2 separate regions of the Homo sapiens genome follow, and region 2 is linked to region 1. A link is an interaction called in ENCODE POLR2A ChIA-PET data of the cell type or tissue named here. Cell type or tissue: MCF 10A. All regions are shown on one strand. Each heading gives the region's core, and the rest is flanking DNA. Links, peaks and the distances in the headings are about the cores only. Region 1 overlaps AMPD3 (adenosine monophosphate deaminase 3). Region 2 overlaps IRAG1 (inositol 1,4,5-triphosphate receptor associated 1).

What was found. ChIA-PET counts read pairs that join two places held together with the same protein. Peaks named below come from ENCODE experiments on the same cell type or tissue, not always from the same donor. Only the 100,000 strongest peaks of a DNase experiment are listed, where the experiment ranks them.
Region 2: POLR2A ChIA-PET joins it to region 1 with 5 read pairs; 2 of 35 experiments call an interaction of 5 or more read pairs at or near these places.

The regions. Positions count from the first base shown.
Region 1 is chr11:10,483,018-10,495,538 of GRCh38, reverse strand. AMPD3 (adenosine monophosphate deaminase 3) reads right to left here. Exons shown (of 15, transcript NM_001025389.2): 5 at 10,500-10,719; 6 at 8,175-8,304; 7 at 1,996-2,190; 8 at 509-640. Among named protein-coding and RNA genes, the nearest start is that of MIR4485, 19 kb to the left of the region's middle. RefSeq lists an enhancer at 6,596-7,500. In MCF 10A, for the core only: no CTCF peak of the experiment used is centred there; DNase peaks (open chromatin) are centred at 4,778, 6,218 and 7,158.
Region 2 is chr11:10,586,224-10,598,744 of GRCh38, reverse strand. IRAG1 (inositol 1,4,5-triphosphate receptor associated 1) reads left to right here. Exons shown (of 21, transcript NM_130385.4): 16 at 4,550-4,599; 17 at 5,146-5,253; 18 at 7,133-7,197. IRAG1-AS1 (IRAG1 antisense RNA 1) reads right to left here. Exons shown (of 4, transcript NR_046375.1): 2 at 9,595-9,733; 3 at 4,517-4,628. Among named protein-coding and RNA genes, the nearest start is that of LYVE1, 24 kb to the right of the region's middle. RefSeq lists an enhancer at 3,947-5,146. In MCF 10A, for the core only: no CTCF peak of the experiment used is centred there; a DNase peak (open chromatin) is centred at 6,204.

The DNA.
Region 1 (12,521 bases), core at 2,934-10,933:
TGCATCCCAGCTACATGGGAGACTCTCACTCTCCGTCACCAGCAGGGTCCTGTTGCTCCCCCAGCCACCTTGCTCCCAGGCTGGAAGCACTCATCTAAATCCCCAGGGCTGCCTGCTCCTGTAAGCTCTTGTTCCACTTTAGGAGAGGCCCCCTCTGGTGAGGAAGGCCTTGGGTCTGCAGAACCAGGCCACAGCAGAAGCATCTCCACACGGAGCTCATCTGCACCCAGCTAGGTTCAGGCTGCAGAGACACGAAAGCCAGGCCAGGTGCTGTGAGCTTGGCCAAGGTGGATACCCTTCCCTCCTCTTTCCTGCAGTTGGCACATGCAGCACTGCCTGGAGCAGGCAGCCAGACCACAGCACTGGGCACCTGGGCACCTCACCCTTCCCTGAGCTGATGGTACACAGAGGGAGGGGAAGGGGCCAGGGGCACACAGGGCCCCCACTCTCTGAAGGCAGATGTTGGGAGGCACCTGAGAGGCCTCAGAGAGACTGAGGGTTCACTCACCTTGACCATCCGAGCAAAGTACTCTCCTCCCAGATAGTTTTCAGTTTTCAAATACAGGTCACGCAGCTCACTGGCCCCCACAGGGTTGTATTTGGAGTTGAACTTGTCAAAGCGGTGGAATGTCTGCCGGCCCTGAGGGGGGAGACCACACCAATCAACGCATCGTTCTGCAGCCACCATGCACGTTCCCCTCTCTAGACCTTTACGAGGCGGCCTTCTGTATGGCCACACCGAAAGACATCTTCTATGTCAATTCTTGCATGAAACCTTAGAAACTCCTGAGCACCAGGACCATGGATCCTCACTCGGTCAGCTTGGGATCCTTTGGCAAGGCCCCCTGTGAAGGAACAGCAGAGGCCCCACCTGCAAGTTACCACAGCTCGGCTCAGGACATGGCTGACTTAGTGAGCAGAGAGGCTGCACCACTGAATAATAGAACATTCCCTATCACTACTCACATTTTGTAAAGCACTTTCTCCACATTATATCATTCAATGTTTTGTTTAACAAAAGTTTTTTTTGTTCTAATAAAGCATGTACAACACAACGTTTACCATTTCAACCATTTTTAACCATACAGTTCCAGTGGCTTTAAGTACATTGACATTGTTGTGCAACCATCACCACTAACCATTTCCAGAACTTTTTTATCATCCCAAACAAACTCTATACCCACTAAACACTAACTTCCCATACCTTCCTCTCCCCAGCCCCTGGTAGCTTCTACTCTCCTTTCTGTTTCTATGAATTTGCCTATTCTAGGGACCTTATATCAGTGGAATCATATGATATTTGTCCTTTTGTGTCTGGCTTCGATTTAGTATAATCTTTTGAAAAATCCATTCATGGTTGTTGCATGTACAGTACTTGACTCCCTTTTATGGCTGAATGATATTCCGTTGTATGGATATACCACATTTTGTTTACCCATTCATCTGTTGATGAACACCGGCTGTTTCTATCTGTTGGCTGCTATGAATAATACTGCTATGAACATTGGTATGTGAGTATCTGTTCAAGTTCCTGCTTTCAGTTCTTTTGGGTATATACCTAGAAATGAATTGCTGAGGCATAGGTAATTCTATACTTAACTTTTTTAGGAACTACCATACTGTTTTCCATAGCAGTTACACCATCATTTAGTGTTTTAATATTTTTTTAAGTTAATAAGGCACATGGCTGTCACCATTTTATAGGCAAGGAAATAAAGGCTTCTGTGAGTTGCCTAAGGGCACAAAACTCCTAAGTGGCAGGAGTGGGATTAGTGCTTAGACCTGTCAGGCCCCAAGCCACACACCCTCTTTCCCTGTCCCATGGCTGCCCCAGACCTGTTATTCTCTGAGGCCGCATGACCTCTCAGTCAGATAGAAGAGAAAGCTGCTTCCGTAGCACCTCCCGGCAAGCACAATCATGGTGGCTTTCCAGGGGGCTGAGTCCCCAGCCAGGGCTGCTGTCTGCTGGCGGCACTGGAGCAGAAGCTCACTCACCGCGTGGACATCCAGTGAGTCCACAGTGAGGTCGTAGGGGTCCATGTGCAGGCCGTCAAACACCTGCCGCAGGGTGATCTTCCGGCCCCGCTTCTCTGCCACAGTCCTGTCAGGCTCCGTCTGGTATGTGTGCTTGATGAAGCGCAGCAGATGCTTTTGGTTCATGCAGGCGGCCGCATGGATGTGTGTGTCCACCTGGAACACAGCGCCCACCAGGCCCTGAGTCAGGCCACCTCCCCTAGCAACAAGAGTTAAGACATCCAACCCTCAATGTGCACAGAACCCCAGCACCTCATGGGCCATCCGGGCAGCCCCACCAGTGTCTGGATCCCACCCCCCATTTCTCCTCCAGACTTCGGAACTGGTATCCCTCCCTTTCAGCCTTGCTGCGCATTCCACCTCCTTACAGCACCAGGAAATCTTTTTAAAATGCAGATTGGATCAGGCCATTCCCCAGTTAACAAATGACCTATGGGCCCATCAGTCTCAAGATAAAGCCCAAGCACCTTGGCCTGAGATTCAAGGCTTATTTCAAGCCTTAACTCTCGCCTTGCCACTGCCCCATTCTGTGCTGCAGCCGTGACAAACCACTTACGGGTACACCACACACCAAGGTACAGTACACTGCATCCCTTTGCCCACGTGTTTCTTCAGTCTGGAATGCCCTCCTTTCTCTCCACCATCTCATCCACCTAGAAATTTCCCACAACCTCCTCCATTTGGGAGCCAACCTTGTTCCTCCAAGCACAACTGAATGCTCTTTCCCTTGCCCAACCTCAAAACCTGGCACAGGCATCCCATTGTTGTGCAGACCGTCCCGATCACTCTAACGTTTGTGTGTCTACGCTTTCACTAGACTGGGAGCTCCTCAAGGACAAGGGCCATGTTTGATGCCTCTAAGTCTTCAGCACCTACCCCAGAGCCTAGTACAAAGTCGAACCAATGGATGAATGAATGAACAAATTAACAGGTACGACAGGTTCTCACAGTTTTAGTGATAACCCTGAGGGCCCATCAAATCCCACTCTTCCCATTGATCCCTCTCAGAACCCTCAGAGCATTCCCAAAGCAAACCTCCAAGTGGGAATGAATGAAAAGAACAGACACTAAAGGCCAAGCCTCCAAACACACCCTTCCTTGACTAGTTACACCTCACCCAAACTCCAGGGCATCCAAGTCCCAAGAAGAAGCCACTCTACTGGAAGCCGCTCTACTGACCCTAAGCCAACATATGGACTCAAGCTGTGGGGCCCAAGGCCAAAGATCTTAGAGCAAATCCTAAGAAGCAGAAATGAACAGTCAGCTTAGACTTCTCCCCACATTCCAGGGAAAGGCAGTTTTTTGCAGAAGGCACCTTTGCAGAAGGAGCCCAGCAAGGTCTCAAAACACCTCATGGGATTTCTCATGCCCTCTATATCATGCTAAGTCCTGTGATACCAGACCGACCCCTTGCATCTCTGTCCTCTCCTTTTCAGCCTCCTTAGTCAGCTCATCCTCACTACCAGACCTCTTAATAATGGAATTTCTTGATGCCTGGTCCTGGGCCCTCTTGTCCTCTCACTATAAATTCTCTCCAAAGGTGATCTGTTCCATTTCTGTGCATTTAATTATTTTCCTTATACCAATTCCCAAATTTATGCCACCAGCCAAAAGCTCCAGAACTGTACATACTATTGCCTTCTTGATATCTCTATCTGGATAACCCAAAGGCAGTTCAAATTTAATATATCCAAAAGTGGACTCTCCATCTCTGACCCCAGCCCAAACCTGATTTTCTCCCAGATTCTGGAATCCCAGGAAATGGTGTGTCCTGAATCCAGCTGGTCATGCTGAAAAACTGGGAGTCATCCTTGGCCTTCCTACTACTCCCTTCCCTCAGTGAGTCTCATCAGTTCTACCTTCCAAATGGATGTCAAATCCATACAATATTCTCCAACCTCACTGCCACCACGGGAGTTCAAGCCTGCATGTTCTCAGGCCTGAATTCACAGTGACCTCCTAACTGGTCTTGTTCCTTTTTCTTGTGCTCTGGTTCAATTCATTCTCCATACACAGAAGCTAGAAGGGATTCTTTAAATGTAATTTGATTCTGTTACTGAACCCTCTTCATTAATCTTAGGATGAGGGCTCTGCTAATATTGCCTGGATCCTACCCATCTCCCCAACCCCTCATCCCCAGTCTGCCTTTTCACTGTGCTTCACTCATAGGACAACCACAAGCCCTAAGGAAATGAAGCCCCAGCTAAGCTGAGGGATGGCCTCAAGTCACTATGGGTAAACTGACTCCCCCTCCCTGAGCACAAGGGACCTATGGGAGCTCCGGGGGAGGACGACAGCAGCCTCAAGGCCAGGCTGCTGACAGCCATTAGACCACACTCTGGAGCTACTGCTGCGGCCGACTGGGCGCTCAGCCCGGGCTGGGGTGAGGAGGCGGCTGACCTCAGGGCAGGGAATGCTGTCCACGGCTGGCTGAGCATCTCCAAGTAATGCCAAACCAGATATTTGATCCACTGGACCTCTGTGAGCATTATGCCAGCCAGCCCATGTCGTTAGCCACAGCACTCACTCATCAGCATCCTTCCTGCCATTAATCTTGCCATTCTTACCAGAAAGACAGACCACTGGACACTGGGGAAACAAAGCAAAGCAGAAAACTAAAACATCCCCAAAGCCCAGGCTCCTCAGAGATGAGGCTGGGCTCACGTGGGATGCACAAAAGAAGGTCAGCCTGGCTCAGCTCAGCTGGACACAGCTTGGTACAATGACCTCAGCATGACTCAGCGGATTCTGGGCTTTCTGGTCCTGTCCTCTGGCTTACCAATGACACACCACAGGGGGGTCAGCCTGTCCTTACCCCCATGAGTCACAAGATAAATGAGGAAAACAACTGGACAATCCAGGAAGCACCCCATCCAAACTTCAGAACTCAAGGGTGATTATTTTAGGAACAAAATAATTGAAGGTCATTGGAGGTCAGTGTTTTCAGTTCACCAGAGGATCCAAGTGCATTCCCCGTGTTCACCTAAGACCTCAGATGTAAAGAAAGAGCAGAGTTTCCAGACCTGGGACCTAAGCCAACATTGACCATTTCCATACCCATGGCAGGCATCAATAATCGAACACAGCACTCTTTTCACTAAGCTTTAGGGGTGGCCCCTAATTGGTCAGGTTTGGCACAGAAGGTAAAACCTATTTGCTATTCTTAATATGACACTTAAACCACAGTGGATGTCACCTACTTCTACCCAATTCCCAAGCAGCAAACACACTCAGCTCTTCTGTCTTGCTTCTGCATAGAAAACAAGTGTCTCAGTCACACAGTCCTGCTGGCTGGGCCTCGGGGTGTCTCAGCCCTTCACCTGCTGTAGTGTGACAGGTGCCTTCACAGATACCACCCACACAGATCCACGGCCACGTCGCAGCTCCTGCCTCAGACCACAGCCCTTGTCTGCCCCAGGGACACCAATAGCCACTTTAGACATACGGAGGCCATCATCCAGCCCATTCTGGATTTTAGAAAGCAGCTCTCCTCCCCATAGTAGAGGCTATGAGAGTGCTATCAAGGCCAGGTGTGGTGACCCACGCCTGTAATCTCAGCACTTTGGGAGGCCAAGGCAGGCAGATCACCTGAGGCTGAGAGTTCGGGGCCAGCCTGGGCAATATGGCAAAACCCCATCTCTACTAAAAATACAAAAATTAGCCAGGAGTGGTGCCAGGCACCTATAATCCCAGCTACTCGGGAGGCTGAGGCAGGAGAATCACTTGAACCCAGGAGGCTGAGGTTGCAGTGAGCTGAGATTGTACCACTGCACTCCAGCCTGGGCAACAAGAGCAAAACTTCATCTCAAAAAAAAAAAAGAGAGACAGAGTGCTATCAAGTAGGCAGCACCCAGGGGCGGGCACAGACCTGACTCATAGCAGACCTGCGCCCATGTTTATGGACTGACTGTGGTGCCTAAGAACAGGCCACTGGGTCATAGATATCAAGGTCATCTCTGTCCAGAGAAAACATTAACCCCAAGACTGCAGGAGAACCCTGGGGATAGGCTCTGATTTGTTACCCTAGCCCCACGCCAGGACTGTTTCTCATGTTGTGGCCAGAGGGCAGCTGGTAGACCCAGGAACACCCACTGGGGCCCCACCTTAGAAGAAAACAGTGTCAGTGCCAGCACAGCCAGTGAGGACACCTTGGCCCCAGGCAGCAGGAAGCAGGTAAGCCCAGAGCATTCACGTATGCTCAGGGCAGGGCTGCATCGGGCTGGGCAAGGCGTTTCTTTGAACACGGGCCTGGGCATGTGCTAGGCGTGTGAAGTTCTTTGGGCAGGGCTGAGAGGAGTTCACACAGTGATGGAGGCATCCACCTGTCTGAACGCCTAAGCCTCACAGAGAAGGAACAAATGGTGCTTGAAGGTGAAAATGCCAGGGTGCCCACGTAAGTGGTGTCTAAAACACCTTTCACTTCTGCCTGGAAATCCCCAAAACACTTCTGTAAGCCTCTCAGGGCACATGAGCTGAAGCCAAACTCTCACTTCTTAAAGCTCTTGATCCCATCCAAGTGGGAGTCTGTGTTGGACCCCTGGCGTGTAACAGAAGTGGTCTTAGGGCCTCCAGGTAGGGTCTTCCATCTGCATTGCTGATATGCTCCCAGCCAGGGGGTCAGGGAGGCTGGAGCTGGGCTTTCCCAGAGGAGCCACATCCTCCCCTGGCCTACCCTCCCTTATCAAAGCTGACCCCAAAAAGAAGAAGTCCCCAAGAGGTTCCCAGCTGGGACAGAGCTCCTGTGGAGATGGCAACCCCACTGTGACTCCACCCAGCTTTAGCCATCCCTCCTCCAAGCAAAGCCTGATCCCGACTCTTCCCCCAGGAGCTTCTCTCCCAGCTCGCCACCACACCCCGGCCCACCTCCCTGCCTTCTGTGGGAAACCCACAGCCCCTGCATGATCCAGGACCTCCCCACATCTCTGCAGCCTTACTCTCCCCACAACCCGCTGCTCCCCGCTCCCAATGCCTGAGCTCCAACCACACCACACTGCTTGCAGTTATGTCAACACACTGTTCTGACTCTCTCGACTCTCTCATACCATCCCTCCCTCCTGACATTTGCACATCACGTGCCTCTACCTGGAATGCCACCACTTCCATTCCCCTACCACACCCTCTGCCTGGCAAGCTCCTACTCACTCTAAGTCAGCTCAGTTCTGGCCTCTCCCTCAAAGCCACCTGGTTGACAGGAAGTGACTCTTGCTCACCATCAAACACCCCCTGCCTAGCACTGACCCTGTGCCTCACTGCACAGCGCTTCAGCAAAAGAGAATGGAAAGGCTAGGGCCATGATCATTTAACCTTCGCTCCTACCGCAGTTGCGGCCCCTGCAGGCGGAGACTGCCAGGAGCCCCGGACAAGGCTGCCATCCCCTTGGTGGGAGAAGAGAGGCAGAGATCTGAGCATATCAGAGGCTTTTCTTTAAATCCACATGATCCCGAAGGATGCAAAACCACAAACTCCCATCTCCAGAGAGATCTTTTTTTTTTTTCAGGGAATTTAAATTTTATTTTATTCACTTATTTATTTTGCTTTAAGTTCCAGGATACATGTGCAGGATGTGCAGGTTTGTTACATAGGTAAACGTGTGCCATGGTGGTTTGCTGCACCTATCAACCCGTCACCTAGGTATTAAGCCCAGCTGGAAGCCATCATCCTCAGCAAACTAACACAGGAAGAGAAAACCAAACACCGCATGTTCTCACTTATAAGGGAGCTGAACAATGAGAACACATGGACACAAGGAGGGGACCAAAGAGATCTTAACAGCTGTGTCTTTCTTTGATGACTCTAATACATCCCCTACCTTAAAAGTAGGCTGTGCTCAACTTTTATGACCAATTAATAGGCTGTGCCCTATTTTCCAAGGAAGAGGGCACATCCCAACAGATATACAATGCGGACAAATGTTTCCACCTAGAGTGATTCAAGTGCTGTCTGAGGCCCAGCCTGACACAAATGCAGCTCACCCATCTTCCTTCTGCACATATGCTTCATACCCCTCTGGCCACGAAGGCCGCCCTTAGCAAGGAGCCCTGAAGTTCTCACAGGGGACAAGCCTCAGACTGGCTCAGGGCATCCCATGGGCTGGGAGGGGGACCGGGTGAGGCAGCTGTGAACACTCGCCCCTAACGCACCTTTCTCACGTTATAGAAGTCCCGGTGGGGGTTACTCTTCAACTCTTTGAACTCGGACATTTCGTTTAACATCTCATGAAGGCTGAACTTGGATTCCAGAAAGTTCAGTCGCCGGTGACAATAGGTTTTCCTGCAAGTTGGAGATGGGGAGAGACCATAGTTGAGTCGCATCGAGCTCTCCAGTTTGGAGGCCTCCAGCATCTGCAGGGGCCAACCCTGGCTGGAAGGGTCAGGACGGAGCAGGGCGGAATGAGGAGGTTCTGGCTTTCTACAGACCCTGCTGAACTGTTGAGTCATATCCACAGACTCTATAAAGTCAGTGGAGAGTCAGGAGATGGGGCAGTAGCAGGCCAGCTCTGGGACCTCATACAGGTGTTTTGACTTCTTGTTTATGTGTTTAGGGAATTAACCGCAAGCCTCCATTTCCCATGAGTAAATATCAGGTGGTAACACCCAAGGCTGAAGTAAGGGTTAAACTGGTTTATGCCTGGGAAAGGGCCTGAGTCCAAGCAGAGTGGATGCTCAGTGGAAGTCTCCCTCCTTCATCTCCTCCTTTCCTTCCTCTTTTCTATCCTCAGCCACTTGTCATTCCTTGAAGAAGGAGTTTGTTGCCCAGAGGATTGATAACACAGTCAAACTATAAGGCATGACCTGCCCACCTTGGGTTGCAGAGGAACCAGCCCCCTGACCTAATGGCCACGGCCCAAGGATCTCTCAACTCTGAGGCTTCACGACAAGAGGAGGATATTTTGCATCATGGGTGGATTGGGACTGTAGGGATATTTGTTACCGAGACAGAAATCTCTGTAAGGACTGATGCCCCCAGATTCCCACCAACTCAGAGAAGGGGCCCATGATTTATCAGCCAGCAAAGGCCTTTGGGGATGGGGGTGCTCACTGCTGTGGCCAACTGCCAGCCCACACACAGCCTAGGTGCCTAGCCACACACCTGCATCCACAGCCGCATGGAACCTTCGACCACAATTCACGCTACCCTGCTTCCTCAGGCCCCCAAAACAAACAGCAGCTTCCTTGGCATCTAATCACGTAGACTTCCATAAGAGCATCTGCCGGCACTGCAACAGCACAGTCATCCATCTGCCCAGACAAGCCCCAGAGTGGACGGAGCACAGGACAGCCTCAGAGTCGGAAGGGAGTTTAAAGGCCATCTCACTCAGTCTCTCTCCCTAGGCAGGATCCTCACAGCCTCCCAGATGGGACAGCCACTACTTGCACACCTGGCTGAGGACAGCCTCTGAGGAACCGCCCCTGCCCTTCCCATGCCTTAGTTCTGCCCTCAGATCAGGGAGGACTAAGAATCATGCTGCCCATCCACATTGGGCTCACTATGCTACTTTCGAGACTGGCATCACAAGATTCCCAGAAAACAAGAGAGAAGGTCCTCAGGAGTGACTAGCACCTCCTCTCACCCAGACTCCCACTCCCAGCACAGCCACTCTGAGGCTCACAGAGTCCAGGTATTACTGATCAGCCTAAGTGCCCACCAAGAAGTGAGGGGCCAAATTCAGAAAGATGGCTGCCCACCAGGTTAGCTGGAGCCAAGCCCACGAGCATCATGGTGCACCATGCCCATGAGCAAAGTTCCCCAGGCTCCCTGCATGCTCCCCTCCAGAAACCCAGAAAACTCAAGGCCTGAAGCAATGTCTTCATCACTCCTCACCAAATAGTTATGCTCTGGGCTGGTAACTCTCTGCAAGGCTGCTGTCCTGCCTGGGGAGAGGGATGACAGCCATTCAGAGGCACCCAGGTAGCTACCAGCAAGCAGAGGCTCCACACTATGCACGCAGAAGGGACAGGGAGGCCGGTCACAGTGGCTTACACTTGTAATCTCAGCACTTTGGGAGGCTGAGTTGGGTGCACTACCTGAGCTCTGGAGTTTGAGACCAGCCTAGGCAACATGGCAAAACCCCTGTCTCTACTAAAAATATAAAAAATTAGCCATGGTGGCACGTGCCTGTAGTCCCAGCTACTCAGGACGCTGAGGCAAGAGAATCACTTCAACCCAGGAGGCAGAGGTTGCAGTGAACCAAGATCGCACCACTGCACCCCAGCCTGGGCAACAGAGCAAGATGGTGCCTCAAAAACAAAAGAGGGGACAGGGAGTACCAAGTCAAAGGCTATGCCAGCTTATGAAGGAAAACTGTTGCAGAAACCCGCAAAGCACTGAGGAAAGGAGAAACCGCGCTCTTTCTGGGATGCTTTAAGTACAGGGGACCCCAGGGCAGAGGGGTGAGGCCTTTCTCATCTCCTTCCTACAGAACAGCACCTGTGCAAAGACAGGCAGCCGCGGAGAAGCTAGCTTACGTGGGGCCATCGGTGATGAGAGCCAGGATGTGGCTCATGTCCACCGTGTAGGTCTCCAGGTCGGGGTAGGGTAGGCTGTGCGGCTCCTGGTGCTCCAGCATCTTCTTGTTATCATACACAAAGAGGATGCCCCCCTGCATGTGGACCAAGTAATCCAGGTTGGGGGGTGCATCATCCAGGCAGTAGGGGTCTTCCTGGGGCAGTGGAGGAGGGTGGAAGTCTGCAAAACAGGATTGAGGGATGGCAAAGTGCCCCTGACCTTGTGAGCACACATGGGCTCAAAAGACACGGAGGCCTGCGCTGGCCTTCCTGCCCAAAATCCAACCCTGCGCCGGCCCCGCATCTCATATGCTCTTCCCTGCTTCCTTTTGTCTCGTCAGCACTTACCACCATGTCAAACCATGTCACTTCTTTATCTCAGATATGATGTCTTCTCCACTCCAATAGAAACTCCATGCAGGCAGAGACTTTAATTTGTGCTGTTCACTGCTGAGTGTCTAGAACAGTCCCTGGCACATGGCTAGCACTTCAACAATTTTTTAAAATTTAACTGAAATGGGCTTCATTTTCCTCGGCACTTCAGAGATTCCAGGAATATTAAAAAGAGCAGCGGTGTCTTCTCCCAGGAAAAAAACAGATTGCACCTGGACTGCCCAGTGGGAATAACTGTCCCGAGCCCAGGCCAGGTGAGGGGCTAGATAAAGAAGCCACTCCCTCCCCAAAGGAGCAAAGGATAGGGAACTTGTCTCCCCCAGAGCAGAGAATGCCAATGATAAAGCCATCTGCCCCCAACCACTATAGGTTAAGGTTAGAATTAGCCAACAGGAGGTAGAAAACTCCTCTATGCAATTTCCCTGCTGTGAGACTTTCAGCAAACTCCTTTACCTCTCTGAGCCTATCTCCTCTGAAGATAACACCCCCTGCCTTAACACGCTGCTGTGAGGGTTGCAATAGTGTGTATAGGAAAATTCTTCATAAACAGTAATGCACTACAAATAATGAATTATAGGATATTATTCTTATTATTCTCATAATTAGTTTTCCTGACTCTTGATAAACTCTGTCCCTGGCCAAGGAGTGTATTGATGCTAAATATCAGTAGAGCTGGAGGCTTCAACTCCATGCAGCTCAGCCAGCACCATCCAGGATCAGCTGTCCAGCTGCCAGCATAGGCAGGAGCAAACCTCAAGATCTGCATCAAAGGAAGCTGCCAAGGCAGAGTGACCTGCCTGGGCATCCTCCATCTGTGCTTGGAAGGAACAGACCATCCCTAGAGCACATGTGAGGAGCCACAGAGGGGCTGATGCAGGCAGAGCTGGAGAGGGGAATGCCCCATCAGGCACGGCCACAGGCCAGCTCAGGAGGCCCTAATGCAATGCAGTGGTCTGTGAGATGCAGGCAGTTCAAGGCCCGGGTGAAGCTACAGCCTGCATGTTCGGAAGTTGCTCCTCTTCCCCATACTCATGCCCAGAACCCAGGGGTCCTCTGTCCATGTAAAGTACACATTTGACAGTCATTTCTGTCTGTCTTTGCCAAAACTGGGGTGGTAGGACCCACTTCCCTCAGATAGGGAAATAGGCCCAAAGGGCTGAGATTTACCTAGGGCCCCAGATGCTCAAAGTACAGGACTTGAAATTCAAGGAAGCCAGAGACTGGGGCAACTTGGCACCACCAGCTACCCCCAGAGGCAGCCAGGGTCCCAGGCATTGATGGAGACCACCAGGCCCTTATGTGTCCCCCACCACCAACTTTCAGGAGTGGGGTTTCCTACTGTCCTCATCACTGCCTCTACTGCTCCTAGGTTCTTCATGGCAAGGCTTCATGAGGAAACCACCTAGCCCTCTCCGACCTCCCCTTCCCTGAACTCGGCAGCATAAATGTAGCTACCATTTATTGAACACTCACTAGATGCCAGAACTGAACTAAGTACTTCACATGCATTCTCCTGTTTAATCCTCACGACAGCCCTGGGAGATAGGTATTATTTGCATTTCCATTTACAGATTACATTTTACAAAGTGA
Region 2 (12,521 bases), core at 1,597-9,596, 100 kb before region 1:
TCAGGGGAAATAAATTTTTTAAGGCTCTTAAAGCAAATTATTTTCAAATAACCCATTTATGTTTTCACTGAATGGGTTACAATACTCAATTCACCGTGCCATTGACACAATTCTTGTTCTTTCTTTTTGTAAATATCCATGACTTTGATAGGCCACAATTGTGTCTTGTCTTATTGTTTTAATTGTATTTCTTGGCCTTTCCAAATGTTTATGGAACATTTGTATTTCTGCTTTTAAAAATTCTGTATTTATGACCTTTGCCACTTGTAAGCTTGGTAGTTTACTAATTTATATGAACTCTTCACATGTAAAGAATATTTTCTGGTTCTGCTATTTTGGCTGACTGGAAAACTTGAAAATCTTTTGACCACAAGCACTTAGAAATTGCTGCTGGACAAAATAAAGCAAACCTTTGTCTAAATAGCTGAATCCACAAGAAAATAAATTGAAATACCCAGATACAAGAAAAGAAAAGAGAACTGAAACCAAGCTGACCCTGCAGCTTCCTTAGGGACAAGTGTCAGCCTTGGTTATCTGGGAGCTGAGCTTTTGCACTTGCCTGTGGTCTGAGACAAGGCCTGGAACACCTATGGTAGAGAGTTGACACAGATTCCCACAGAAAGTTAAGGGCGTCCAAGGACTATATCCTCAGATGGAATTTGGATAAGGAAAAATAATAATCACCAACCAGCAGAGAAACAAGGAAATTTGTTTCACCCTGGACTGTAGTAGGAAAAAACACTTTCTCCTTCCTCATAGGGAAAGTACGTGCTCACAAAGTGACAGCAGTGATGATGCAATATGCAGAGGATTTGAAAAGAACAGCAAGATGGTGCTTCTAAGATATGTTAGAAATAAGCAGAAAAGTACTCTGGAGAGACAGACCCTGCATCTGGACACACAGGATTCCTCTAATAAAGCCTCACTGAAGATGACTTCACAACTTAAAATTATAAAATACACAAGAAAACAATTCATCATGAACAAAAGTCATCAGTTACACAAAACAATAGGATTATATCCTAAGAACCTCGGAAAATAAAATGATCTGACAATTTTTTTAAGATAAGCTTAAAATTGTTACAGGTAGCTGGGTACAGTGGCTCACGTCTGTAATCCTAACACTTTGGGAGGCCAAGGTGAAAGGATCGCTTGAGGCCAGGAGGTTGAGACCAGCCTGGGCAACAAAGTGAGACCAGCCTGGGCAACAAAGTGAGACCCTATCTCCACAAAAAATAAAAATAAAAAGCAATTAGTCAGATGTGGTGGTGGGCACCTGTAGTTCTAGCTTATCAGGAGGCTAAGGTGGGAGGATCGCTTGAGCCCAGGAAGTCAAGGCTTCAGTGAGCTGTGATCATGCCACTGCACTTCATTCTGGATGACAGAGTGAGACCGTCTCTAACTTAAACAAAAATTATTGGAGACATAAAATAATGGATCAAAAACAGAGTAAAAGAATACAGTTATCAAAGAAGAATAAAATAGAACTCCTCAAAATGAGGAATAAAGTCACAGAAATCAAAAACTCAAGAGTTTAGATGTGGTAGTTACTATATTTGAGGCTATTCTTCATTATTCCAGATCTCCTTCTTCTGGGCACATTTACCCATCCCCTTGAAGTCACAAGGCAAGGCCATGGGATTTGCTTTGGTGAATGAAATATGAGTAGAAGGACATGTCACATCTGAACCTAGGCCTCTAAGAACTAGAATGCAGTTTGCCCTGTTTCTTCCTCCTAACATGATAACCATCATTGCTCCAGAATAGTAGAAGGCCAGTATTAGGCTGAGTCCAGAGTGAGGAAACAGAGAACCAAGCTTGCTGCAGACTTGGAAGTAAATGAGCATGTAGCATAAGCAAATCACATCTTCCTTGTTATCAGCCACTAATACTTTGGAGTTGCTTATTATTACTATGCTATTAAACTAGTATAACCTAGCTTATCCTGATTGATTATAACATTTAAATCAAATTGGGCACAGTTGAAGAAAAATTAGTTAACTTGAAGATAGGTTTGAGGAAGTTACCCAATGTATAGTTCAGAGAAATAAATTGATTAAAATTATGAAAGAAGCATTGAGATATGGGATATAGAATGCAGAATGAGAAAGTCCCAAATACATTTATTAGGCCATCCTTAAGGGGAAAACCAAGGAGAGAAAATATGCCAAGAAAGAATGGCTAAGGATTTTCTAGAACTAAGGAAAGTCATCAATCATTGGATTCAGAAAATACGTGAATTCCAAGCAGGAAAAATAAAAACACACCAAAGAGAAACTGCAGAACAGTAAAGACAAAGGGAAGATCTTAAAAGTCATCAAAGAGAAGATTACTTACAAAGGAATGACAATTCTCAATGGCAATAATAGAAGAAGCCAATGGAATAATTTCTTAAAAGAACTAAGAGAAAATAACTGTCAATCTAGAGATAACACAGATGGCTAAGATACCATGCAAGATTGAGGGCTTGGTAAAGACTATTTGGAGACAATTGAGAAAGTTTACCTCTCATAGACCCTCGCTGAAAGAACAACTAGAGGATGTACCTAAGGAAGATTGAAATTGAACTCAAACACATGCTCACAAATGTTCATTGCAGCACTTTTCACAATAGCAAAGACATGGAATCAACCTAAATGCTCATCAATGACATATTGGATAAAGAAAAATGTGGTACATATACACCATGGAATACTATGCAGCCATAAAAAAGAATGAGATCACCTCTTTTGCAGGAACATGCGTGGGGCTGGAGGTCCTTATCCTTAGCAAACTAACACAGGAAGAGAAAACCAAATACTGCATGTTCTCACTAAGAAGTGGGAGCTAGACATTGAGTACATATGGCCATAAACAAGGGAACAACAGGTACCAAGGCCTACTTGAGGGTGGAAAGTAGGAGGAGGGAGAGGAGCAGAAAAAATCAATGCTGTCTACTAGGCTTAATACCTGGGTGACGAAATAATCTGTACAACAAATCTTCATGACAAGTTTATGTAATGCACCTGCACATGTACCCTGAACCTAAAATAAAAGTTAAAAAAAATTGAGCTCAAAAGAAACAAGTAGGATACAAGAAAGAATAGTCAACAAAGACATTTGTAAACGTGGGTAAATCTAAATAAGCACTCTCTGTAGAAATCAACAAACATAATGAATAATTTAAGAATACAAACACAAGGTGAAATAAAAATCCTGGAAAGCAATATAATTAAGAGGGAGGGTTATTATTTTAAGATTTATTCAAGAAAAGAATAGAGAGCTTGTTTAATTTTAAATTTAAAGTCAGTATGTTCAAAAGTTAAGAGGACATGCTAAAGGTTAAAAATAGAATGTATAATTTCCAAACAAAAGTGTCAGGTGGGAGGAGGGGTAGAAAAAGTCAATGAATAAAACAAAATAAATAGAAAATATAAAATTACATGGTAGAAATAAATACAAATATATTAATCACAAGAACTATAACTAGTATAAATCTATTGGTTAATAGAGAATCTCAGATTAGATTATGAAAAAAACAGGCCAGGTGTGGTGGTTCATGCCTGTAATTCTAGCACCTTGGGCGGCCGAGGCGGGTAGATACTTTAAGCTCAGGAGTTGGAGACCAGCCTGGCCAACATGGCGAAACCCTGTTTCTACTAAAAATAAAAAAATTAACCAGGTGTGGTGGCACACATCTGTAATCCCAGCTACTTGGGAGGCTGAGGCACGAGAATCACATGAACCCAGGAGCCGGAGGTTGCAGTGAACCAAGATCGTGCCACTGCACTCCAGCCTACGTGACAGAGTGAGACTGTCTCAAAAGAAAAAAAAATTTTTTTTTGAAAAAACACATACGGCTATGTGCTTTTCAAGAGACTCACCAAAAATATATGGATATGAAAGAGAGAGATATGCAGGCTAAATGATATTGGTTAAACTGAATCAAATTGAATTGAACTAGCAAATACCTTTCTCTGCACATACTCAGGTGTTTCCTGGTGGTAGGATTATCCAGGTATGAAGCTAAACATATTACGTGAGTTATATCACTTAATGTATGTAGTAAGGAGAAGAAAATCCTGGGGTGGTAGCTTCCTTTGCTCTGAGTCATTTGGTAGGTAACATATTGAAACTACTTCTGTTAGCAAGTTTTCATTATTTACTGGCACCACACCTTCCTTGCTCATAGTTTCTCTGACTGTACATCCTTGAACGAGCATGAAATAACCCAATAAGTCTTCGTGTTGCTGAGTAGTTTTCATACACTATCTAGGGTGTTATGCAGAGCGTGTTTAGTGGGGTCAGATAAAGATCAGAGGTCCAAGACTGGGGCTTCCTATAGTGAGAAGGGGAGTTAGGATAAAGGTTTTGTCCAAAAAAAGCCCCCACTCTGCAGCCCCATCTCAAAGGATGAAGTGCCAAACTCAGTGTCCCCAACACCCAGACCCTTGGGCTATCCCTTGAGGGCCAGTTCTGGCCCATGGATACGATAGCCTAGTTTCTGTTTCCTGCTGGTGCCTAGCCTGAAACTTACCTGTGTTCTCTTCTCTGCTCCCTCCTGCTGCAGAAGATGGGGTCCCTCGCACGGCACGGTCCATGTCCCTCACGCTGGGAAAGGTATGCATGTTCAAGGAATACCAGGGCTCCTGGAAGGAGTATGACAGAAGTTTCCATGGTCACCCAAACAATCATTCATTCTGGGATCCATGGATGCCAGAGAATCTCTGAACAGAGTTTCTATTCGGCTTTCCACACTCTCAAGTTTAGCCTCTGACATCTTACCTTTCTTGCTCATGGTTTCCTTAACTATGTATACATCCCTTAAATGAACATGAAGTGATCATAAGCCTTCATATTGCTACAGGCAGCTTGAATACAGTCTCCAGGGTGTTACCCAGAGACTGTGGGGTCATTTCCATTCTGTATCTCCAAGATCTCATAAGCTAAAATAGAACAGATTGAGCGTTCACTCACCAACAACAGAAAATTTGGGTCAACTTTGGCCACTCTCTCCACACCAATTCTATCATTGCTACTGCAAAACCAAAATATCCAGTGAATGCCATTACAGCATTAGAAATGAGGAGGCTTTTTCCCAGCCCTTCTGAACTATGGCTATTGCTACCTCCAAGACAGTGAGCCTGGTCACTTCTCTTCCTGCAGAATATGCCTCGCCGGAGGGTCAGCGTTGCTGTGGTTCCTAAGTTTAATGCCCTGAATCTGCCTGGCCAAACTCCCAGCTCATCATCCATTCCCTCCTTACCAGCCTTGGTAAGTATGACGATGTCTGCCTCCCAGCACAGAATAGTAGAATAACCTTTCCTTCGTACTCAGTCCTAGGGCAGGGAGGGTGACCAAATGGGGGCAGGGTCAACAAGGAGAGGAAATTTCCAGAATAGAATCTGAGTGATAGGCTCAAAAACTCAATATACACCAGGCTGCATGTATTCTACTACTCTGGGAAGTCCCACTGCCCTCAGCATGGTGTTGGCAGCTCAGCGTTCTTTGCAAATGATAACTCTTTTTGTGCTTACACCACAATCTGCCAAGGTGGTTACAATTTTTTTCTACTCTGCAGTGGGCTTAAGTAGCTGAAGTTTGTAATGTGTGATAGGTGGTAGAACAGCTTTGAACCCTAGGTTCTCTGATTCCACAGCCTGAGTTCTTCAACCCATTGTTCTCCTGCCTCAGTTCATTGTAGCATTGTTCATAATAATGAAAAGTGGGAAACAACTCCATGTTCACTAATAAGAGATTGGTTAAGCAAATGGATATTCCTATAAGGGGTTTCTGTAGAATTATCCATAATTTATTATGAATCAAAAGCAAGTAAAATAGAATATACAAAACCTAGTGTATAAACAGTATAATTCTGTTTTGTACTTTTTAAAAGAGTGTGTTTCTGTGTGTAGACATAGAAATTTCTGGTAGAAGATATGTGAAACAGCTAATAATGGTTATCTCTAGGCAATGGTAAAATAGTTCATTTTTATTTTCTTCCTGATGCCTTTTTATATTTCTATAATAAGAATGTATTGGTAATAATCAGGAAAAATACATTTCCATTTCTTTTAGACAAAGACGTTTGGATATAACAAAATATTTTCTGTATCCCAGGCCTTTGTGCATCTGGCTAATTCTCTCTAATTCTTTCTTCAGTGGTTTCTCTATCCCCTGCCTATGACTAGCACTACCCTATAAGGAAACAATCTGATTGTGTAAGCAACTGGAAATTCAAGCTCTATGTAATACCAATGAGTGGTATTCACTGCTTCCTGCCTCAAGCATTTCAGTCGTCTATGAAATCAACCTAAATTCCCAAATTACCCACTAAAATAAAACAACCTGAAAAAAATGTTTAAGAATGTTGGAGAGGACTGGTTAGTGTATTTTAACAGATCTATTTCCCATACTTTGCCTAAAAGCATAAATTTATTTTCCAAATATATATTCCTTTAGACTAGGGGTTGGCAATCAGGGCCATAGATTAAAAACCACACAGGGTACTTTTAAACCATTATTCCCCCAGGCCCCACACCAAGATTCTGGAGTGGATCGATACTTTTTTAAAACCTCCCCCAGGTGATTCTAATGTGCAGCCAACATTGAGAACCATTACTTAAACCAAATCCATTGCAACAACACAACCTGGAAATCCTGGGGAACGTATTGTAAAGAAATTTCTGATGGTTTGAGCTTTCAGTAGTGATTTGCATCTCCTGAGAATTGTACCTGGAGCTATGTCTCTAGGGACAGTGATGGGCTTGTGTGAATCTATTGTAAGGAGCCTGAGACCTGCATTTGTAGGAGGCCCACTGGTGTTCAGTCACAGTTGCTAAACGGGACAGAGAAAAACTGATGGCTCCTCTCCAGAATGGAGCCTCAAGATGTAAACTTTCCTCTTCACTTAAGGAAACTTAGCAGAGGTGAAGGAAAAGGAGGAAGCTGCATGTGCCCTAGAGGAAAGGAGGACAGGGAAGGCCTGAGGGAAAGGGCCAAGTCCTGGGCTCAGATGAAGATTGGAAAGTGGGGGCATGGAGGAAAGAGGAGAAGCAGCAGCCCCGCTCCCAGCATCATCAGAAATCCAGCAGCTCTGGCTTCTTCCTTCCATAGCGCATCCTCAATTCTCTGTCTTCTGTTTTTCACTCAGTCGGAATCACCCAATGGGAAAGGCAGCCTACCTGTCACTTCAGCACTGCCTGCACTTTTGGAAAAGTAAGTTTGTCGATTTTCCTCTTGGCTTCAGGGATCTCTCAGGAAATTTTCCCCATTTTACTTTCCTTCCTCCCATTTTTATCCCCAAAATGCAGTGGAAAGCAAATTAAGTTTTAAGGGAAATGAATGGGAGTCTGAAACCCACAAAGATTTCAGAACCTGTTTGCAAAATTCTTGAACCAGGAAGATGCCCTGAGTGAGGCCAAGTGTACCCAATCTTAGAGAGCCCAGAGAAGGCTGGAGCCTTCTCTGCCAATTGGGATTCCTTGGGCTACAGACAAAATAAAGCCCCAACTCAATGGGACTTAATTAAGTCCAGAGGTAGAGCTGCTCCTGGTATGGCACAGCAGGGCTCTAGCTCAGCGAGTCTACAACTTCCTTGCCTCTGGCCACATTGTATGTTAACTTCATCATCAGGATTGTGGCAAATGGCTGGTAGTTCCTGGGATCCCCTCCAGACAGGACAATACCTAGAGGAAGAAAGGGACTGTTTCTTGCCATGTTCCTTTCTTAGGAATAAACCCAGAAGCCTTTCACCAGTCTTCTCTATTATCTCATTGACAAATCTGGAAGGAAGTCCCTTTCTAAAAGAATCACTTTGGGAAAGGGATTGTCATTATGGGATTAAACTATTCCCTGGGGTTGGTGAGAGGGTCAGCTTCCCATAAAGCAAAATGACTCCATGAAGAAGAGTAAATTCCTGAACAGAATCATGTTGCTGTTAGGAAGTAGGAAGGAAAATGCATATTGGATTAGCAGCCAGCAGTTTCTGTGATTTTCTAGGCATCTATGCAATTTGCAGATCTTTTCATCCTCAGCCAGAGTAAGGCAGGCTGTTTCTATGCACTCAGAGGATTTTATAGCTTACTTTTCAAATTCTTTCATTTGCTTGCTGAAAAACATCTGGATCACACCTGCTGCCTCTCAGAATTTTCCCCTTGTGTCTTTTCTCACTTGGTAAAACATATACCTTATTCTTCCTTCTTCCTTGCCTCAAGACAGCTTTAGTCCTTTGTTTTTCTTTGCTGTTAGAAAAGTTTTGCTATCTGGCAGGGAACCTGTATGTTGGGACCCTTTTCAGTACAGACAAGCTCCCATCTCCAGACTCAGCCTGCCTCCTACATCTGTCATTCTGTATAGCCACCAGCTTATCACCCAGTGATTTGTTAGTCTTGAAGTTTGCCCAGCATTTCGTCTCTTTGCCACCTCACCCCCATAAGCTCACAGGTCCTTCGTGTTATAGAGGGTCTCTTGGGGTCTCTCTCTCTGTCTTTTCTTGATCACTACAGGGAAATTGTCAAGAGGCAACACAACCACCACCACATGGAAGTAACCGAGTTTACAGAAACTTACCAAGTCCCTAGAGTCATAGTACCTCATCCAGGGTCTCTGAATCTCTCCAGAAATGGTCACCTCATGCTCTGACTGAGAAACCCACTAAAATTCTCCCTGCCAACCTTCCCTTTGGGTGCACAGATCCCTACTTCAGAGAACCCTCAACTCTAGCCCCTTTCCCAACTCTAGGCCTGCAGAGCCACTCAAGGCAGAAGATCTCTTCAACAGACTCTTAATCATGACAGAGAGGGCCTGAACTCTGTAGAACTTATGCCAGGCCAGTTGAGCACTTCTGTCCAAGGCAGTGGGGATCATGAAAACATGAATTATCCTTGGTAAGGGAAACTGAGGTACAAAATTGGAGACAATAAGCAGCAGCCCCAAATTAGGAGTGTCAATGGGTGACGATCAATAGTGGCATCACCTTTCCAGTGCTTTATAGAACCTGGAGAGATATGGACAGAGTGGGGATTAAGGCAAGTCAAGCACACTGGGGCTGACTCGCCAGTTGGGAATATACCCATGTAAGAATGGTTGCAAAGAGGTGAGGGCATCTTTAGAGGAAGAGGGGTTCAGGATGAACAACAGCTTCCCCTTCTGGATTTCTCAAAGATGTTAAGTGATTTCCATTTAAAACTGGAAACATGGCCAGGCACGGTGGCTCACACCTGTGATCCCAGCAGTTTGGGAGGCTGAGGCGGGTGGTTCATGAGGTCAGGAGTTCAAGACCGCCTGGCCAAGATGGTGAAACCCTGTCTCTACTAAAAATACAAATAAATAAATAAATAAATATAAAGTGGAAAATTTACTTGATTCCCAACAGACTAACAATGAGACAATATATGAGTAAAAGTGAATTCGTATCTTCTGTCCTATACACAAATACAGTCAATTCTAACTGCCCTATCCATATCGTGAAAGAGAAATAATGTGTTATAGTTTAATATACATTGCTTTGGAGACTGTTGTATTCAGCTTTGTGTTAAAATGATTTCACCTTTCCTAAGCATACAGTGACAAAGCAGGAAGGGCACTGGCTAAGCAAAGGATAAGATCAAATACCCTGTGGCTAGTTCACAGGAAGATACTTGAGAGCTGGTTACACTGCTTCATGAGATTTCAGAGAATGCTGAGCCTTGTTCTTGGAGGTCATTTCGTAATGAACTGCTCTTCACTCACCAAGGGCCTAGAAACCTGTAGACTTAAACATATGGGTGGAGAGTGATATTTAAAGTTAGTCCTGAAGATGAAGAGAAAACAAAGCTCAAGAGCAGTTCCACAAGTAGAAATGGCTATGTAATTGTAGTCTTTTGTTCTTTCATTCCTTCAGCAATTAATCACCAAGGGCCAGGCACATAGAATGTACTCAAGGAGCTTGCAGTCTAGCGGGAAAGACAGATGGGAAGCAGCCTATTATAATACAACATGATGGGTGGGATCGTAAGGAAGTGTAGGTTGCTAAGGGAATGATGCACAGAAAATGAGCACCTAACCTGATTTTGGTGTAAGGTTGGGGGAACTGGGGAAGTGGGGGGAAGAGAGAGCTTAGAAAATGATTCCCCTTGGCTGGGCAGTGGCTCACGCCTGTAACCCCAGCACTTTGGGAGGCCAAGGCAAGTGGATGACTTGAGCTCAAGAGTTGAAGACCAGCCTGGGCAATATAACGAAAGCCCCATCTCTACAAAAAATATAAAAATTAGCCAGGCGTGGTGGCGTCCACCTGTAGTCCCAGCTACTCAGGAGGCTGAGGTGGGAGGATGGCTTGACCCCAGCCGGGAGAAGTTTCAGTGAGCTGAGATTGCACCACTGCACTGCAGCCTGGAGCCTGAGCGACAGAACCAGACCCTGTCTCAAAAAACAAAAAAAAAAAAGTTTCCCTCTAGGAACTTACTTTTAAAGTAAAAATCTAAAGGGTACATAATCAACTAGGTGAACAGGAGGTTAACAACATTCCAGGCTTTGTCCATGTGACAAAGTATGGAGTATTCAAGGAATGATGATAATGATAACGATGACAATGGTAATTACTGTTGACTATTTACAGCACTGATGACAATGGTAATTACTGTTAACTATTTACTGCACTGATGACAATGGTAATTACTGTTAACTACTGCACTGATGACAATGGTAATTACTGTTAACTATTTGCTGCACCTCGCTGTATGCCAAGTGCTTTGCTAATTGCTTTGTATTAATAATCTCAGTTAATCCTCACAGTAATTCCATGAGGTAGGTGTACTATTAATATCTCTGTTTTATAGATGAGGAAACTGAAGCTCAGAGAAATCGTCACTTGCCTGAGGTTACACAGCTGGTAGATAGCAGAGCACATGCCCTTACCCTTTTAATAGACCGCCCAACTGGAAGAACAAAACGAAGTTCAGTGTGACCATAGAGAAGAGGATGAATTTAAGAGCTATTTTTGAAAGAGCATGGTGACCGGTTGGGCATGGAGTGGAGAACAGAGTCGGGGTGAGAGACAGGGTGTGTGTGGAACCGTTCACAGAGCGATCAGCAAAACCAGGATGTAGATGATGCACAGGGTTAGTGTCAAAAAGGGGTTATTATGTTAATGTATCACAGAGCAATTTTAACTCTGAATCTCTAAAAATAACCATGTTTCTATACTCTTGAAGCACCCAGGGTAAATTCCTTAAAGATTTCACAGGACACTAAATTTGTACAGTAAGCAACTCCCCTTTGCTGATGGTATCTTGGAGTGAATTCCTCCCTCCCGCCACCCACCCCAATAAACTTGTGGCGGACCCCAGGTATCTAGAACTGAGTAACACGGAGTAAGGAAGCTTGGGTTCCCTGGGCTGGGCTTGTCAGAGGGAACCATGGCAGTGGGGGTGACTTGGAAATATTGCTGAGCCCAAGAAGATATGCCGATCACAAAGGATAGTAGCCACTTTCAAATATTGTTTACCATGTGGGAAAAGTTGAATCTAATATACCTGCCTGTCCAAAAATATATTTTGACTAAATAGTTCTTCACATTACTGAGAGCTGAGCACAATGACAAACATTTTTGACCTGGTGCACGTGTGAGAATAATGAGCCTCATTTTCATGAATCATCCCAGAAAGAAAGCACATAGGATTTCAGGCAGGGGACAGATGCCAAGATCCATGAGCCTTCGGGCCAGAAATCCCTAGGGTGGGCACAGGCTGTGCTCAGCTCCAGTTTATAGCCATGATTACAGATTCGTTTAGTCCAACCCAAACACTGGGTTCTCAGGAAATAACCATTTACAGAGAGGACTTGTGCCTTTTACAACATTCCTAGTAGGGACTGGATAAGTCATAGTGAAACCGATGCAACTTGACAGGCACTTAAAGGCACCTACTGTATGCCAGGCACTATTCTGACCCAAACACAGTCCTTCTTCCTGTGATGACAGTCATATGCAGGTATCTAAAACATACATCAATGCCTCCCTGTGAGTCATGCTGTCACAGAGGTGCGGTGGCAGCATAAAGGGAGAGAGAGGGCCAGGTGCGGTGGCTCATGCCTGTAACCCCAGCACTTTGGGAGGCCGAGGCAGGTGGATCACTTGAGGCCAGGAGTTCGAGACCAGCCTGGCCAACATGGTGAAACCCCATTTCTACTAAAAATGCAAATATTAGCCAGGCGTGATGGTGCACGCCTGTAATCTCAGCTACTTGGGAGGCTGAGGCAGGAGAATCGCTTGAACCTGGGAGGTGGAGGTTGCAGTGTGCCCAGATCATGCCACTGCACTCCAGCCTGAGTGACAGAGCGGGACCCTGTCTCAAGGAAAAAAAAAAAAAAAGGAGAGATCAACTTTAACCAGAGGGTGTGGGGGAGGGGAGAACACCAGCAAAGGTTTCACAGAGGAGAAGGCATTTGAGCTTAGTCTTAAAGATGCTTAGAGAGAAACTTCCAGATAGTTAGAGAAGATATTTAGGAAACTACAAGCTCAGTTTAGAGGTCAGGAGAGAACAGCAAACATTTTACATGTTGTG